Regions from separate parts of the Mus musculus genome. Here regions 1 and 3 are each linked to region 2. The links are chromatin contacts, found by Hi-C or POLR2A ChIA-PET in ENCODE. All regions are on one chromosome and are shown on one strand. The core of a region is the stretch at or near the end of the contact, and the rest is flanking DNA. Distances in the headings are between cores, read along the strand shown.

The links. A loop is a pair of places that touch in the nucleus more often than their neighbours do. ChIA-PET counts read pairs that join two places held with the same protein, here RNA polymerase II (POLR2A).
Region 1: a map of T-helper 2 cell shows a loop between it and region 2 (2.7-fold over the local background). The contact joins the promoter of Bcap29 here to the promoter of Hbp1 in region 2. A Hi-C loop is called at or near these places in 2 of 37 maps with a recorded cell type or tissue (T-helper 2 cell and left cerebral cortex). POLR2A ChIA-PET finds 5 or more read pairs at or near these places in 3 of 5 experiments (Patski and embryonic stem cell).
Region 3: a loop to region 2 is called in a map of regulatory T cell, with 2.7 times the contacts of the local background. The contact joins the promoter of Cog5 here to the promoter of Hbp1 in region 2. A Hi-C loop is called at or near these places in 1 of 37 maps with a recorded cell type or tissue (regulatory T cell). POLR2A ChIA-PET finds 5 or more read pairs at or near these places in 2 of 5 experiments (Patski and embryonic stem cell).

What each region holds. Positions count from the first base shown.
Region 1 is chr12:31,632,654-31,635,932 of GRCm38, reverse strand. It overlaps Bcap29 (B cell receptor associated protein 29), which reads left to right and starts at 1,275. Exons shown (of 8, transcript NM_001164090.1): 1 at 1,275-1,328; 2 at 1,553-1,670. The coding sequence starts at 1,579.
Region 2 is chr12:31,948,730-31,951,994 of GRCm38, reverse strand. Hbp1 (high mobility group box transcription factor 1) reads left to right here and starts at 1,750. Exons shown (of 11, transcript NM_153198.3): 1 at 1,750-1,799. The coding sequence starts at 1,785.
Region 3 is chr12:31,653,379-31,656,483 of GRCm38, reverse strand. It overlaps Cog5 (component of oligomeric golgi complex 5), which reads right to left and starts at 1,615. Exons shown (of 23, transcript NM_001163126.1): 1 at 1,501-1,615. The coding sequence starts at 1,594. It overlaps Dus4l (dihydrouridine synthase 4-like (S. cerevisiae)), which reads left to right and starts at 1,658. Exons shown (of 7, transcript NM_028002.2): 1 at 1,658-1,794.

The DNA.
Region 1 (3,279 bases), core at 26-2,525, 320 kb after region 2:
CTACAAACCCAAATGAACATGGGCTGCTCAAAAGTCATGATTAAATTAAGCATCTGAGCAACTGCACAACAGCCTTACAGGGGATTTTTAACCTTTTGAAGTTACATTCTGAGATTTGCAAATATTCACATATGTTGAAAACCTGGAAGTATTTGGAGTTCCCTTTTAGATTCCTAGTTTTGTTAATAAAAGAATGCCAAAGCTTTTTTTAAAGGGCAATACTATTAATTTGGAATTAAAAACAAACAAAACAAAACAAAAAAAAAAGGTAGCCAAGGGGATGGAGAAGAGGAGGAAAAAGACAAAAGTTACATCTTTAGGCATAAAGGGTCCAATAACACTGCCTTGTTCAGAAATGAAGGTCTACCAGTACTTCCGGGAGGGGGCAGGTATTCAGAAATGAGAAAGCCCATTATCAGCAGAAAGCTTGCTTAGGCTTTTGGCCATCCACTAAAGAAAAACAGAGGCAGGTGTTAGGCTTTTCTGAATTAGAACCCAGAAAACCAAGCAAGCTTACTACTGCCACAGGGCAGAAGGAAGCTCCTTCAAGGAGTGCCATCTTGGGATGTGTAAGTGCTGCGTCGTATTAATGGAATAATTATCCCTCCCACCTCTTTAACACATCTCCAAGTGAATCCTTTTTCCTGGATAGTGAACTCCTGGCCAGCTTAATGGAGACAGTATGTAATGTAGTATGTAATGTTATCGGGATGCCAAGTCTCTACTTGGAGCAGGGATATTACAGGAATTGACCAGAAAGCCTAAGGAGAGGCAGTAGTTAGGTTTTTCTTTCTAGTGTTACCAGGGAAACCAGAGGTGGAATGCAAAGTTAACCAAGCATGAGAGCATCCACCCTCAAAGGTTTCTGGGGCCTATCTAGTTACCTAAGGGAATATGGTTAGGTAAAGGAGTAGACCCAGCAGTTCCCACAAGTTGCCTGGTCTTGCCTATGGGCACGGTAGGACCAGGAAAACAGCATGCAAAACACAAAACGCTCCACAGACCCCCCAGGCCTGGGCCATGACTTAAATTCAGTTTAGCTCCGGGCAGGGAGGCAGGTTACCACCCTAGGGCACCTGGCTGGGTCCCACCATAGACCCGGGCCCTGGCTCCCGTCATCCGGCATCAGCCGCATCGGGGATCAGCCCTCCGGGGATACCGAGCCCACGTGGAGGAGCCTCGGCCGCCTCACGCCGCGCACCAGGAAACAAGGGCCGCGGGAGGCGCGGTCGCGCCAGTGTGACCTCAGCCGGGCCCGGCGCGCTCCCGGCGGCGTGGGACGTGCGCGCGCAGGCGGGCGGCGGGGCACGCGGAGCGATCGGCGGCGGGTAAGCCTGACGGGCGGCGGGCGGCCCCGCTGCTGACCTCGCGTCCGGCGGCTCGGGCCGCGGCGTTCTGCGGCCCGAGCCACCTCGGGACCGGGGAAGAACCTGCGGGGCCGTCCGGCGCACTGCCTCGTCACCCGGAGTTAGGCGAACTCCCGGCAGGCCCCACGCCGCGTGTCTGGCCGTTCACCCATGTTTCTCTAAAATTGAAATCTTTCTCTGTATAGGTGTGAAGAAAAAACAAAACAAAACGATGACAATCCAATGGGCGGCGGTTGCCAGCTTTCTTTATGCTGAAATAGGACTCATTTTACTCTTCTGTCTGCCCTTTATTCCTCCACAGAGGTAGGAAACCGTCAGATCCTTAACAGTACCAAATGTTTGATTAGCTTCTTCAGGCTACGGCGTGCGATGCTCTTTGTAAGGTTAGAAAGTTTTGGGAGGGCCGGCGGGGTGGCTCAGTAGGTAAAGGGCCCTTGCAGCCAAGGGAGAGAATTTCAGTTCGATACCCAGAAACCACCTGGTGGAAGGGGAACCGACTCCACAAAGTTGTCTTCTGACCGCCACACTTCCACCCTGGGACGCCCAGAAACACCCATGCACGCACATAAACACATGATGAATACACATGCATACATACAACAAATGGATAATTAAATAAAAGATGGGAGCCAATTATATAAAAGGTAGTCTTTAAAAATGAAACTCAAATTTGCAATCTGGTAACTATTAAAATTCTACTTTATATAAAGCTTGATTCTGTGTACAAATAGATTTTCACCTCCTTTTTAAAAGAACCTAGGTTTTTTTGGGGGGTGGGTGTCTTGATTACAGGTATAATAAAGCCATGGTTATGCCTTGGACATCTTTCCTGTCTATATATCTATATTCTCTCTCTCCTCTCTCCTTCCTCCCCCTTCATCCTCTTCCCCCACCCCCCACCGCCTCTTCATTTCTCTCCTTCCTCTTCCCCCTCTTCCTCTCTCCCTCCCCTTCCCCTAAACTGCCCTGCATTTGAGCAGAGAAATAAAAGGATGGGTGCAAAACTGTTTACTTGGGACAATAAAATGGACTGGCTCAGGGTCCACGCAGTCTTTCAAAAACTTGAAACTCCTCATCTGCTTGGTTTGCAGCTCTTCTCTGTCCTGGTCTCCACACCATGCCCTTTCCTTCCCTCACAAGAAGCAGTAACTCATACTGTAGGAAGGGATGTACCAAGTTCTTCCCACCAACCATGGGTTCTATAGATCACATGCTTAAGGCCAGAAAGGCTCTGTTCCATAACCTAAGTCACCTAACTGGTCAGTGTCAGACTCCAGATGAGATCCTTAGCTTACAGTCACACAATGCTGTCCCTGTTCTTTCTACCTCAGATTTCAAGCAGACATATTTGGTACTACTTATGACAGTCTCACACATATTCAAGAAGTCATTTTTTTTATGCACAACAGATTTATAAATAAGGCTTAGAGCTTTGATAAAAAGAAGTCATCAGGAGGATTGATAGAGCAGTCTTTTTCTTCTTGCCATTTACAGTTTTGTACCCATCCTGATCTAGTAGCTGTTAGATGAAAGTGTGAATCGGTGCACATGACATATGAATATTGTCATGTAAGAACATGTGGTACACATGTACAGGAATCATCTGTGCCCCTCCATGTGTTTATCCACAGTGTGTATGTCAGTCATAATCTTTCAAAGTCTTCATTTAGTCTGTCTAGTCTTTTCTCCTGTAGTGAAGTGGTTGATGGTTCATGCATGCTCAGAATAACGGCTTTCATTTGACTTCCTGTTGTATGACTCAGAAATTTTTTCCCTTCTCTGGTCAGTTTTCCTGGTAATAGTGGTATAGACTTCATATGATATTGTGGTAATTAGACGAGATGGTGCATGTGTTCCAACCAATAATACATCAACTCAATAAATAATAGTTATTATCTGCTCTTAAATTCAG
Region 2 (3,265 bases), core at 501-3,000:
CACTCTACAGTATCTGAAAGTTGTACACTAGGGTCTTACTTTTTTACTCGGGGGTGGGGGTCAGGCATTTTGGGAGGGTTTTCCTCTGGATTATTTTGAGGAAAACAATGCTTGTGAACAGAATATTTGTGAGCAGAGTATCAATCCCTGCTCACTTGGGCCGGCTATTTTAGAAATAGTTTCCACTTCAAGAGTCCAAAAGCAGAACTCAAAGGAATTTGAAACCTTGTTTCAACCATGTACCAGTAAATCTTTTGTTTACTGGTTTTGTTCTGTAGCTTTCAGGTCTAGAAATGCGGGCAGTTTTGAAAGATGACCTCGAGCTCTTCCCTAAATTGACTTGAGCAGAATTCGTACTCCTTTCTTTCTCAATTTCAGCACATTTCTAGTAATAGGAAGAAATAAAACCTAATCCATACCCTACATGATTAAACACTTCATGTTCAAAGAAAAAAAGCTCAATAATGCCTATAGTAATGCTTATAATGTGAATAGTAAAAATGCCAATTACAGACTGACTGCACCCAGATGCTATGAGCAACCTCCTTTAAAAGGAAGCAACTAACACAGAAAAGCCATTCCCCACTTTTGGTAACTCCCTTAGAAAAATCAGGAGGAACTTCTAGTAGAAACAGAGTGGAAAGGCAGTTTTCTGTCTGAACGCTTAGGGAGGGAGAGACAGTTAAAAATATTCACCAAAGACACAAGTAACCTAGCAACTAACTTCGGACAAATACAGTCTATCTACACTCCTCTGTATTAATTTAAAAGAAAATGTAGGCCAATAAGGAAACATCGCTTCGAATGCCTCAAATTCAAAGCAATAGTCCAGTACTCTAAACAGCTGTATAAATTCTTGAGTCCGATACTGTCTCATTCTTAAACCCTACAGTACATGGCACTTGGCTGTGTCTCAACTAATTCTGGTCAAACTGGACACTGGTAAATCTTCCCCAGTTGTTGTTGGCGGCGTATTGAGTCAAGGGCTGGTTAAGTTTAAAAAAAAAAAAAAAAAAAAATCTGTCTAGCTCATCTGCTAAGGGAGGGCAGTACTGAATCAACTTTTGTAATCCCCAACGTGCTTGGGCCGTGATTTGTAAGTGATCAAGTCCCTGGCTAGCCTGCACTGCTTCCGCTTGTGCAGTCATCTTCTTCCCCTCGCACTAAAACAATACCTTGGCCACCAGCCAAACTTTGAGCAGCAAGCGACTCTGCTGTTTATGGCCTGGAATGGGTGCTGAAATACCCAACCAAGGACGCTCTAGGCCCTCTGGGAGGCCTAAAGGAAGAGAGGTGGCCCTGGCTTTAAAACACTCCTATCCTCCGCCCCCTCCCTTTTGTCTCAGACACCAAAACAAACGAGCTGATACACGTGTCCCTATGACTCTTGTTTACTATCAAGACTGCGTTGTGCGCGTACCTCTGGGATATGTAGTTCAGTCAGCTCCTCCCCCCCGGTAATTTCCTCAGCTAAGGAGCAAGGCTGAGACTACTAACCCACAATCCACTTCGATAGCAAAGTTTGGCTCCCGTCCCCCGTGTCTCGGCAGCAATCCAATCCAAAGCGCTTTCTGTAGTGATTGACAAGCCACCTTCTCCAGTAAACACAAGAGAAAAGTCAATACATGCCCGCCCACCGAGACGGACTACGGCACTTTCCAATGGAAAGGCGGAACCTTAGAGTGGCAGTTCTTCAGACCAATTAAAGACGAGAAAGGTGGACGAAGGCTCAGCCCCCCGGGGGCTTCAGGGGAGGGGGAAGACGAAGCTTGAAAGACTTGGTAATGGCGACGGGTTTGGTAAGTAGGAAAGTTTCGGCTGAGGAGTAAACGCGGCGGTGGGAGTCGCGGCGCGCCACAGAGAGGTGGGCAGCCGTCGGGAAACGCGCAGGCAAGCAGCTGGCGACGCTGTCGCGACAGACGGCCTGCGTCCTGACTCTGTGTGGTCGCGGGGTTTCTGAGGGGTGGGGGGTGGGCAAGGGAGGGGCTGGAGCTTCGGGGCCGGGCAGCGGCCGCGAGAGCGGAGACCCTTGGGACTCTGGGCACTGGATCCCCTGCGCGGAACCCGCCGTCCGGGCCTCCCGGGAGCTCTCCGAGCCTGGACGGCCGCGGCTCCCAGGACTCGGGGTGGTGGGGGTGGCGGAGCTCGGGGCTCGGTGGCGCTCGCGGTGGGGGCCGGCGGGGAAGGGGCCGGGGCAGGGGAGGGGCCTGGCGCTCCGGAGGGCTCCGGAAAGTTTGCCTCGCCACTCCCCGCTGCGGGGGCCGAGGGCGGACGCCGGCCGCGAGCTCCAGCGGGCCGGGGGCTCCGGGGAGGCGAAGCTGCCTCCGGGGCCCGGGCCGGGCGGGGGAGCTCGCGGAGCCGTCGGGCCCGGGGCTCATTGTTACGCAGTTCGAATGAATGGGCTCCGAGGCGCCTGCGCGGTGCGCGGTGGGGCTGCGCTAAGGGGGAAAAACAAGCCTGGCGTCCAGGCTGCGGTCACATGATGGGGGGGAGGGGAGGAAGCGATGAATGGCGAAAGAGGTGGGGGTGGACTTGGCCGGCTCCGGGAGGCGCTGCTCGGCCTGACCCGGCGACTAGGCCCGCGGGCGAGGCCCGGCTCCTCCCTCTGCAGGCCGATTTAAACAAAACAAAAAGGAGTTGGGGCGCAGCCGGCTTCCCGAGCCTCGCTTTCGCGTGCTCCCGGCGCTGAGCGCTCCGGAGTTCACTCCCTGGGACTTCTCAGCCGGCGAAGGCACTGACAGCTGGGCGGGACACGGTTCCTGGCACTTTGTACCTGCTGGGGGGGACTCAGTTGGGCTTAAGGGAGCTTTATTCTCTAGGGAGAGGGGCGGGGGTTTAGGATGGGTTACAGTCGAAGAATGATTTTAGCAATTATAAATACTTAAGTAGTTACAGCGGTGATTTGGAGCCGTAATTTTGTGTTTTGGTTCCGGTGTTTCACCTCTCCCTTTAACCCCAGCTTTGTCGAACCAAGAGTATTGGGGGAAGTGGAGTTACATTGAAAAAAGAAAACTTAAGACAAGTTTTCGAGATACCTTAGGCTTTTGAACATTACTTCAACTCGACTAGTAAATTTCAGAACCTTTTTAAATTTTTTTCTATTATAGCTCCCAGTTTAGTTTTATAAACCTATTTATCTTTTCTTCCTGGGAAAGCCCTTCCTTTGTTAACTTCCCTGACTTAAATACAAGGATGCCCTCTCAGTGTTTTTTTTTTTTTTTGTCATACATTTCTCAAGTGAACTTGAAAGGCAGTTTGTTCCGCT
Region 3 (3,105 bases), core at 366-2,865, 300 kb after region 2:
TACAAGTTTAAATAGGATAAGAAGCAGAAGTGCCCATCTGACTTACTTCCAAGGAACCAATGAGGACCTCTGCAAAGTGATTTTAACATTATAGAATGGGAGTGTTTGGATTCTAGACAGGAATAAACTCCACAGCACAAAGGAAGGGAATGTCCTTAAAACAAAGGGCTTTATTTAATTGCTGAGACTTTACTTAATTGTATTTGAAACCACAGAAGGAAAAAAGCAAGCATAGTTTTAAGTTCAGTTTAAGCTCAAAGGCTGGACAGCTATTAAACACACACACACACACACACTCGTTTCAGGATTTTGAAACTTGGTTAAATTTAAATTTCAATTAAGACACAAAGATGAGGTGCATCAGGCAGAAACTCTAAGAATATACCACAACCTAACTCTGAAAAACATCACTAGTCTTGACAAGATATAAAATATCTATTAAAAAGATATAAAATATTCAACAATCAGGGAAAACACCATAATTTAAATTTCAGTTTGATCCTTTAAGCCACTCTTATGTGGAAAATTAAAAAAAAAAATCTGTTCCTACTGTATGCAGAATACTGCTTTTAACTCTGTGGAATATAAAAAGAGGTTCCTATGCTTGGCTTGGTAGCCTTTGATCCCAGCAGGTGGTAGACAGAAGCAGGTGTATCTCTGTGAGTTCAAGGCTAGACTGACTGATCTACAGGGAGTTCCAAAACAGTCAGGGTTTCATAGAGTAACCCTGTCTCAAAAACAAGGGGGAAGGGGATTGGGGAGGAGGAGGCGCAAGGGCCTCGGAAGCAATTAAGGTGATAAATGCAAACGCTTTTAATAGATGAAAGAACTTAGTGTCAACTAGAGAAAAGATGGGATGATTAAGGCCTAATACCTTTAGCAAACTGAATTTTGTTCTGTCTCTCAGATTGAGCATTAATACAACCGAACTTGACTTTCAAGCGTACTATACTATAGAAAGGTATATAGTTAATTTACTTGGGATAATTTCTCTTCAAACTACCAGTAATCCTGACTTCAGTACTCGACATGTATGGATAACAGAGGCACCTGCATAGCCCAAGAACTGAACACGGAAATTTCCAACTCCACATTTTGCATCCTCCATCCCTTTCCTTAAGCAGCGAGCGGTCTGTCACCTAGGGTGAGTTCACACTTCTGGGCACGGACAGTGCAATCCTTGGTCAGGAACTGAGCAGCAGTAGCGGCTATCAGCCCCGACCACGTCGTGCAGGAACTACAGCGATGTCCCGGGCGCATCATGATCCAGTGCAAACCCCAGCAACTAGACACCAGGTGTTTTCCCCAAGACACCCACGGGAAGAGAGGAACACGTTCCCCGTGAAACTGGGGGACCAGGACAATCCCGGACGCCAGGGGGCCGGGCGGAGGGGAGTGGCCAAGTCCAGACAGGAAAACTTTGTGCAAAGTGACCGGTAGGATTCTCGGACTCTGCGCAAGGCAGGGCGACCCAGGCCGGGCCACCGTCCGACGCCTTACCGTCCTGCAGGATCGCCTGCACGGTCGCCGCCACTACTGCGGAACCCGAAGCCCCACGGCCTGCTACGGAAATTGTGCTGTCTCCACCTTCCATGTTGGCAAGTGCCGGGTTGATGACGTCTTGCAATCGCCCCGCCCTCCAAGTGACGCAGAATCAAGGCGCCGCCCCACCTGCCCGGCCCGGGTTGCGTTTGGGAACCTAAGTACTACAATCCTACGTGCAAGGAAAGACAGGTCGCCGCCGGGGCCTTCTCCCATTCCGCTCCGGACGCAGCCACCGCGCCGATCTCCAACGCAAGTATTGGGCCTGAGAACTCCGGCGTGGGGAAGAGGCTCTTGGGAGCGTCACGGCCCTCCTCGCCCAACACGTGGGAGCTTAGGGCTGCTCAGCCTTACCTAGTCCCCGCCTGGAGTGGCAAGCCCGGGTAGCAGGCAGTATATGCTGGGGAAGAATAGTTGTTAAGCTCTGCCCTTAAAAATAAAAACGTTTAAATATTCGTAACTATTTATTGAGTTGGTCTGGAGCTACTCTGCATTTTGCATTCCCTTAACATCGCCTCAGAAGATTTTTCCCTCCTGTGTTTGACCTCAGTCACGATGCGGTAGCGAGAGGCAGCGCGCCTAGAGTTGCATTAGATTTCAGTATGCATAGTTTACGAAACTACTTTGTTTGTAATAATCATACACGACGAATAGCATTATCTGAATTACAGGATGATTTTCTTTCCTTAGCTTTCTTGTTTTTCACAAAAAAAAGATTGACTTTAGTCTACATATTAATATGCAATAAAGTTTTTAACGCCCACTATACATACCAGCACAAGTTTTCAAAAAAAAAAAAATTCACTTATATTTTAAAAGGAATTCTAGGTGTAGAAGCACATATTACCAAAATATTATGTCCGGTGCTGCATGCTTTGGAGAACTTTAAAACAAAATATTGATACCTTCATCCCATAAGTTCAGAGAGCTGTTTTTGGTCTTGGATGTGACTTAAGCATTTTTATTCCTAAAAGTTTCTGCATCCTAATTTACTATCAAGATTGAAAGCTATAGCTTATTCAAGAAATTCATACTGAAGCAGACTTTGCCATTTAGTCTGGCCACAAGAATGAGTAAGAGCAAAATCATGCTTTAGAAAGTCAGTCATGACGCCATTGCCGATCACCACCTCCTAGTGTGTACCAGTTCTGTAATGTGTAAGATTCTTCCCTCCTTTGCAAATAGTCTCTTAGTGGTTTACTCCGTGTTTATTCCTCATATCGACATAGCCCATCTCTGACTTAGCTTAATTACGCTCCCATTTTCCTCTGAACAGTGTTGACACTTCCAAAGATTTCTTGCAAGCCATGACATCCTTCAGTATATTGGCCTTGTGTTCATTTAGCCTACTGCCAAACATTAAAGACTGAATTTTGAACAACTAGCCTTTTATAGAGTTAGCTTTTATCTGGCAATAGATTACAAAGGCCAAAATGGAATATAAAAACAAAAACTATGAAGTCAAAAGCTTTAAGTACAACATGAAAAATATTAAACAATTTTATCACTTGTACTTTGGGCATAAAAGTTATTTACGGTGCACTTACTTGGTAATAACTGAAT